2 separate regions of the Homo sapiens genome follow, and region 1 is linked to region 2. The links are chromatin contacts, found by Hi-C or POLR2A ChIA-PET in ENCODE. All regions are on one chromosome and are shown on one strand. Each heading gives the region's core, a stretch centred on a gene start or an enhancer-like site at or near the end of the contact. The rest is flanking DNA. Distances are from core to core; before and after follow the strand shown. Region 1 holds the start of CCR5 (C-C motif chemokine receptor 5). Region 2 has its middle 6.8 kb from the start of TMEM158.

Region 1 (3,440 bases), core at 539-3,038, 1.2 Mb after region 2:
CTCCACCACAGGCATATTGAGTAAGTTTGTATTTGGGTTTTTTTAAAACCTCCACTCTACAGTTAAGAAAACTAAGGCACAGAGCTTCAATAATTTGGTCAGAGCCAAGTAGCAGTAATGAAGCTGGAGGTTAAACCCAGCAGCATGACTGCAGTTCTTAATCAATGCCTTTTGAATTGCACATATGGGATGAACTAGAACATTTTCTCGATGATTCGCTGTCCTTGTTATGATTATGTTACTGAGCTCTGTTGTAGCACAGACATATGTCCCTATATGGGGCGGGGGTGGGGGTGTCTTGATCGCTGGGCTATTTCTATACTGTTCTGGCTTTTCCCAAGCAGTCATTTCTTTCTATTCTCCAAGCACCAGCAATTAGCTTTACCTTTTCAGCTTCTAGTTTGCTGAAACTAATCTGCTATAGACAGAGACTCCGGTGAACCAATTTTATTAGGATTTGATCAAATAAACTCTCTCTGACAAAGGACTGCTGAAAGAGTAACTAAGAGTTTGATGTTTACTGAGTGCATAGTATGTGCTAGATGCTGGCCGTGGATGCCTCATAGAATCCTCCCAACAACTCATGAAATGACTACTGTCATTCAGCCCAATACCCAGACGAGAAAGCTGAGGGTAAGACAGGTTTCAAGCTTGGCAGTCTGACTACAGAGGCCACTGGCTTAGCCCCTGGGTTAGTCTGCCTCTGTAGGATTGGGGGCACGTAATTTTGCTGTTTGGGGTCTCATTTGCCTTCTTAGAGATCACAAGCCAAAGCTTTTTATTCTAGAGCCAAGGTCACGGAAGCCCAGAGGGCATCTTGTGGCTCGGGAGTAGCTCTCTGCTGTCTTCTCAGCTCTGCTGACAATACTTGAGATTTTCAGATGTCACCAACCGCCAAGAGAGCTTGATATGACTGTATATAGTATAGTCATAAAGAACCTGAACTTGACCATATACTTATGTCATGTGGAAAATTTCTCATAGCTTCAGATAGATTATATCTGGAGTGAAGAATCCTGCCACCTATGTATCTGGCATAGTGTGAGTCCTCATAAATGCTTACTGGTTTGAAGGGCAACAAAATAGTGAACAGAGTGAAAATCCCCACTAAGATCCTGGGTCCAGAAAAAGATGGGAAACCTGTTTAGCTCACCCGTGAGCCCATAGTTAAAACTCTTTAGACAACAGGTTGTTTCCGTTTACAGAGAACAATAATATTGGGTGGTGAGCATCTGTGTGGGGGTTGGGGTGGGATAGGGGATACGGGGAGAGTGGAGAAAAAGGGGACACAGGGTTAATGTGAAGTCCAGGATCCCCCTCTACATTTAAAGTTGGTTTAAGTTGGCTTTAATTAATAGCAACTCTTAAGATAATCAGAATTTTCTTAACCTTTTAGCCTTACTGTTGAAAAGCCCTGTGATCTTGTACAAATCATTTGCTTCTTGGATAGTAATTTCTTTTACTAAAATGTGGGCTTTTGACTAGATGAATGTAAATGTTCTTCTAGCTCTGATATCCTTTATTCTTTATATTTTCTAACAGATTCTGTGTAGTGGGATGAGCAGAGAACAAAAACAAAATAATCCAGTGAGAAAAGCCCGTAAATAAACCTTCAGACCAGAGATCTATTCTCTAGCTTATTTTAAGCTCAACTTAAAAAGAAGAACTGTTCTCTGATTCTTTTCGCCTTCAATACACTTAATGATTTAACTCCACCCTCCTTCAAAAGAAACAGCATTTCCTACTTTTATACTGTCTATATGATTGATTTGCACAGCTCATCTGGCCAGAAGAGCTGAGACATCCGTTCCCCTACAAGAAACTCTCCCCGGTAAGTAACCTCTCAGCTGCTTGGCCTGTTAGTTAGCTTCTGAGATGAGTAAAAGACTTTACAGGAAACCCATAGAAGACATTTGGCAAACACCAAGTGCTCATACAATTATCTTAAAATATAATCTTTAAGATAAGGAAAGGGTCACAGTTTGGAATGAGTTTCAGACGGTTATAACATCAAAGATACAAAACATGATTGTGAGTGAAAGACTTTAAAGGGAGCAATAGTATTTTAATAACTAACAATCCTTACCTCTCAAAAGAAAGATTTGCAGAGAGATGAGTCTTAGCTGAAATCTTGAAATCTTATCTTCTGCTAAGGAGAACTAAACCCTCTCCAGTGAGATGCCTTCTGAATATGTGCCCACAAGAAGTTGTGTCTAAGTCTGGTTCTCTTTTTTCTTTTTCCTCCAGACAAGAGGGAAGCCTAAAAATGGTCAAAATTAATATTAAATTACAAACGCCAAATAAAATTTTCCTCTAATATATCAGTTTCATGGCACAGTTAGTATATAATTCTTTATGGTTCAAAATTAAAAATGAGCTTTTCTAGGGGCTTCTCTCAGCTGCCTAGTCTAAGGTGCAGGGAGTTTGAGACTCACAGGGTTTAATAAGAGAAAATTCTCAGCTAGAGCAGCTGAACTTAAATAGACTAGGCAAGACAGCTGGTTATAAGACTAAACTACCCAGAATGCATGACATTCATCTGTGGTGGCAGACGAAACATTTTTTATTATATTATTTCTTGGGTATGTATGACAACTCTTAATTGTGGCAACTCAGAAACTACAAACACAAACTTCACAGAAAATGTGAGGATTTTACAATTGGCTGTTGTCATCTATGACCTTCCCTGGGACTTGGGCACCCGGCCATTTCACTCTGACTACATCATGTCACCAAACATCTGATGGTCTTGCCTTTTAATTCTCTTTTCGAGGACTGAGAGGGAGGGTAGCATGGTAGTTAAGAGTGCAGGCTTCCCGCATTCAAAATCGGTTGCTTACTAGCTGTGTGGCTTTGAGCAAGTTACTCACCCTCTCTGTGCTTCAAGGTCCTTGTCTGCAAAATGTGAAAAATATTTCCTGCCTCATAAGGTTGCCCTAAGGATTAAATGAATGAATGGGTATGATGCTTAGAACAGTGATTGGCATCCAGTATGTGCCCTCGAGGCCTCTTAATTATTACTGGCTTGCTCATAGTGCATGTTCTTTGTGGGCTAACTCTAGCGTCAATAAAAATGTTAAGACTGAGTTGCAGCCGGGCATGGTGGCTCATGCCTGTAATCCCAGCATTCTAGGAGGCTGAGGCAGGAGGATCGCTTGAGCCCAGGAGTTCGAGACCAGCCTGGGCAACATAGTGTGATCTTGTATCTATAAAAATAAACAAAATTAGCTTGGTGTGGTGGCGCCTGTAGTCCCCAGCCACTTGGAGGGGTGAGGTGAGAGGATTGCTTGAGCCCGGGATGGTCCAGGCTGCAGTGAGCCATGATCGTGCCACTGCACTCCAGCCTGGGCGACAGAGTGAGACCCTGTCTCACAACAACAACAACAACAACAAAAAGGCTGAGCTGCACCATGCTTGACCCAGTTTCTTAAAATTGTTGT
Region 2 (3,595 bases), core at 269-2,768:
GTGCATGTTCTGCTCTCCATTCTCCCCGTGCCTCAGCCTCCAGCTCCAGGGCACCCACTCCATTCTCCCCTGTGCCTTGCGGTGGGAGCATTTGGGTCTCTCATTTTGTGCGAGTGCGGGGCTGATGAGAAAGGGGATCATCTTTCTGTTCTTAGAGCTGATGTTTCAATTCTCTTTTCCTTCTCTCCTCTTAGTTATTGCCTTTCCTTCTATTTCTTCTGCTTCTTCCCTCTCCAGTCCAAGGGAACCGTTATTAGTAATCATATTTATTATGATTACTGTATAATAATCATATTTATTATTATCACTATTTTCTAGTGTAGTCCTCCCTCAGCAGCTGCAGAGTTATCTAGAAACACAGGAGGGAAGATAGGGCGTAATGTTAAATTCTATGGTAAGAAAATCAGCATCTATCTTGCAAGAACAAATAATACATGGAATTAACTTGAGCCAGGGAATTCCTGAGGATCATAAATATTCTGAAATAAGATTCCAAGGTACTACAATAGCAAGACCACAGTTCTAGATCCTTACACAGTGTGGATCATGATTTAAGTCCAGAGTGGCTACCATAGAAGGCAGCCCTATAGGTAGGCTGGAAATCACAAATGTTACCCCCGGGATAGAAAAGTGCATTGGTAACAGTGGTGGCTCAGAGGGGCCTGGAGTGCCATCGCAAGGGGACTCTGGGGGCTCTGTCAGGTTCTAAACAAGTTTCTCCAACCTGCAGCCACTTGACCTCTAGATTGGGGTTGGGGTATTTGGGGGGTTGGAGAGATAGGGCCAGCAGCCTTCTGTCCCATGCCCACTGACCCTCAGGAAGTCTGATAGGACTGCCAGTAGCCCAGCAAGGACTCTAATCACAGAACAAAAGGGGTCCTGGTGGGGCACCTGGAAGGTAGGTTATTTTCTAGAGTGCCAAAAAAGCTTGCTGGGAGGCATGTTGTCTCCATAGTCAAAATGAGGCCTTGGCATGTTATCAAGATGCCAATCATTTTGATTTTTATCACTGATCCTGTGAAAGCACACAAAAGAATGCATCTTTGGCAGCACTCTAGTGCTTTGAGAGACAGTCCTGGGAATGCTCAGGCAATAAGAACGCCAGGAAAATACTAAGGGTGAGACGAGGAGAAAGGCCTTTAATTGTCCTGAGTGAACAGCCATGCCACCTGTCCTCAGACGACCACAGGAAATCCCCACCCTCCTCAAAATAACCTTGGGCCTTGTCCCATCCCGGGGTGTGGCAGAAAGCATCCAGTGTCAGCACAGGCTTGGAGGATGCCTAGGCTTGGAGGGGATGGTGCACTGGCTGGATCGATTGGGCTGAGGGTTATGTGATCTTGATAGCTGGAAGTGAGGGGCAGAAAAGAAGGCAGCCTCTTAGAAAGACCAGAAACAGAAGATTGCGGCGAAAGCATGGGGGCCTGCTGTCTGCAGAGACCTTGGCTGTAAAGAAAACAGCAGGAGCTGACCGAGGACAGTGTTGCTGTGTGGGGAATGGACAAAAAATTTGTAAATTTAAGTTACTCACCAGACACGGTGACTCATGCCTGTAATCCCAGCACTTTGGGAGGCCAAGGTGGGCGGATCCCTTGAGGTCAGAGTTTGAGACCAGCCTGCCCAACATAGGGAAAACTGTCTCTACTAAAAATATAAAATTAGTCGAGTGTGGTGGCAGGTGCCTGTAGTTCCAGCTATTTGGGAGGCTGAGGCAGGAGAATGGCTTGAATCTGGGAGGCAGAGTTTGCAGTGAGCTAAGATGGTGCCACTGCACTCCAGCCTGGGCAATAGAGTGAGATGCTGTCTCAAAAAAAAAAAAAAAAAAATTAAGTTACTTAGAGCTAATGGGAGATGGTAAGACCAGACGGGTGAGCGTCTTGAAAATGTCTGAGAGCTGGAGGCAAGTAGGAAACTTGTACTTGGGGTAAGAACCAGAGAAAATACCAAGAACAAGAATCCCCGCAGAATGGAGCCTTGGTGAGGAGAATCCAGCGGACCTTAGGCGTCTCCTCATGTGTGGAGGCTGCACAAAGCAGTTTTGCCCTAAAACCAAAGACCCAGCAAGGAAGACCCAAGAAGGGAAGGTGATGTCTGGTAAGTGCCTGCCCACAGTGGACGCAGTAAGCAGCCGTGTTCCAGTTTAAGGTTTGTTCCCCAGCAGTCCCACACATGGTGAAGGGGTTCGGCACTCCCAGCCCAGAATGAGCCCTGTATTGCACTGGGAGAGATGTCCCAGAAGAGGCGCAGCAGAGCCGGGAAGGGCGAAGGCACTGTCTATAGAGCCAGTCTGCCCTGGGGTGGGGAGTTGAAGGGGCGGGGGCTGAACAGAAGGTCTACCAGCAAGAGACCAGAGGGTAGTCAGGAATAGGCCCCACTGAGCACCCATGACAAGGTGCACACAAGGGCCGCCAGCCCCAGTGAGCTGGGTGAATTTGGGCAGTTAGCCTCTGTTATCCCCTCCTTTTCCTAGTGGCTTCTCCGGCCAGAGGAAAAGGCTTAGCTGTGAAATGAATGCCATTTACATTGCTCTTAACTCTCCCAATCCTTTTAGCTCAAAACCTCTTAATCTAGCTGGGAAATGGAGGATATTGGCCCCCAGAAAAAGGAGAGAATAGGAGAGTGAAGACCCACCTCTTCATGCCCCTGATGTTAATGAATCTGGAGGAGGGGCTAGGCCAGGAGAGCCGAGATGCTTGTTCTGACACACTCTCCTTGCTCCCCATTTTGTTTCTAACTATTCTCCTATCCCTCAAGATTCCTAGACCGTGGGGATCCAGAGTGCAAATCTTCCAGATTAAGTTCTTTAGGGATATCCCCTCCTCTATTTTTGGAAAGCTACCAAGCTGATACCGCCATTGTCTGTCAAATGCCCCAGGAGCAGCAGGTAGCTTCCAGCATGGCCAGGTGGCATGGGTGTCAGAGGAGGAGAGTCTAGAGCCAGCACTTCTAGAATGATCCTTTGTCTACTCACCAAACCAAGTCCTGTAATTCTTCTGGGTGGCCACAGATCACACAGGTATGGCAGTGCTGAAAGTCGTGGTTATCATTAATGTTGCTCACTGATGCCAGTTTTCCTCTCCCTTTGGCCACCGGGAAATGTGAACTCCTTGGCTCCCTTGTGATGGGTGGGGCCACATGACAATTCTCATCAATGAGCAGAAAGGACGTGACTTCCTGCCTGGAGCATACTGAATTGCCAGTGTGAGACCCTCCAGGATTTGCTTCCTCCTACCTAGATGATGGCGGCCACCTTGTTGAGCCAGAGTCCCCATAATCTGGGTCCCTGAAGGATTCCAAAGGGCAGAACTCCTGCCACCTTTGGACAGCATGAGCAAGGAAAAAACCTTTTTTTTTTTTTAGACAGAGTCTTGCTCTGTTGCCCAGGCTGGAATGCAGTGGTATGATCTCGGCTCACTGCAACCTCACAGGGGTTCAAGCGATTCTCCTGTCTCAGCCTTCCAAGTAGATGGGACTATAGGTGCGTGCCTATAGTGCATGCCCGGCTAATTTTTGTATTTTTAGTAGAAATGGAGTTTCACTGTGTTGGCCAGGCTGGTCTCAAACTCCTGACCTCAAGTGATCCACCCACCTTGGC

What was found. Hi-C counts contacts between places; a loop is a spot of excess contacts on that map. ChIA-PET counts read pairs that join two places held with the same protein, here RNA polymerase II (POLR2A).
Region 1: a map of posterior vena cava shows a loop between it and region 2 (16-fold over the local background). The contact joins the promoter of CCR5 here to the enhancer-like site in region 2. A Hi-C loop is called at or near these places in 1 of 168 maps with a recorded cell type or tissue (posterior vena cava). POLR2A ChIA-PET finds 5 or more read pairs at or near these places in 1 of 52 experiments (CD8-positive, alpha-beta T cell).

The regions. Positions count from the first base shown.
Region 1 is chr3:46,369,158-46,372,597 of GRCh38, forward strand. It overlaps CCR5 (C-C motif chemokine receptor 5), which reads left to right and starts at 1,789. Exons shown (of 2, transcript NM_001394783.1): 1 at 1,789-1,831. CCR5AS (CCR5 antisense RNA) reads right to left here. Exons shown (of 4, transcript NR_125406.2): 3 at 2,087-2,260.
Region 2 is chr3:45,217,658-45,221,252 of GRCh38, forward strand. No RefSeq gene overlaps it. Among named protein-coding and RNA genes, the nearest start is that of TMEM158, 6.8 kb to the right of the region's middle. Within about 2 kb of position 1,519, at least 3 of the 41 ENCODE cell types and tissues checked have a DNase peak (open chromatin) inside an H3K27ac peak, as active enhancers do.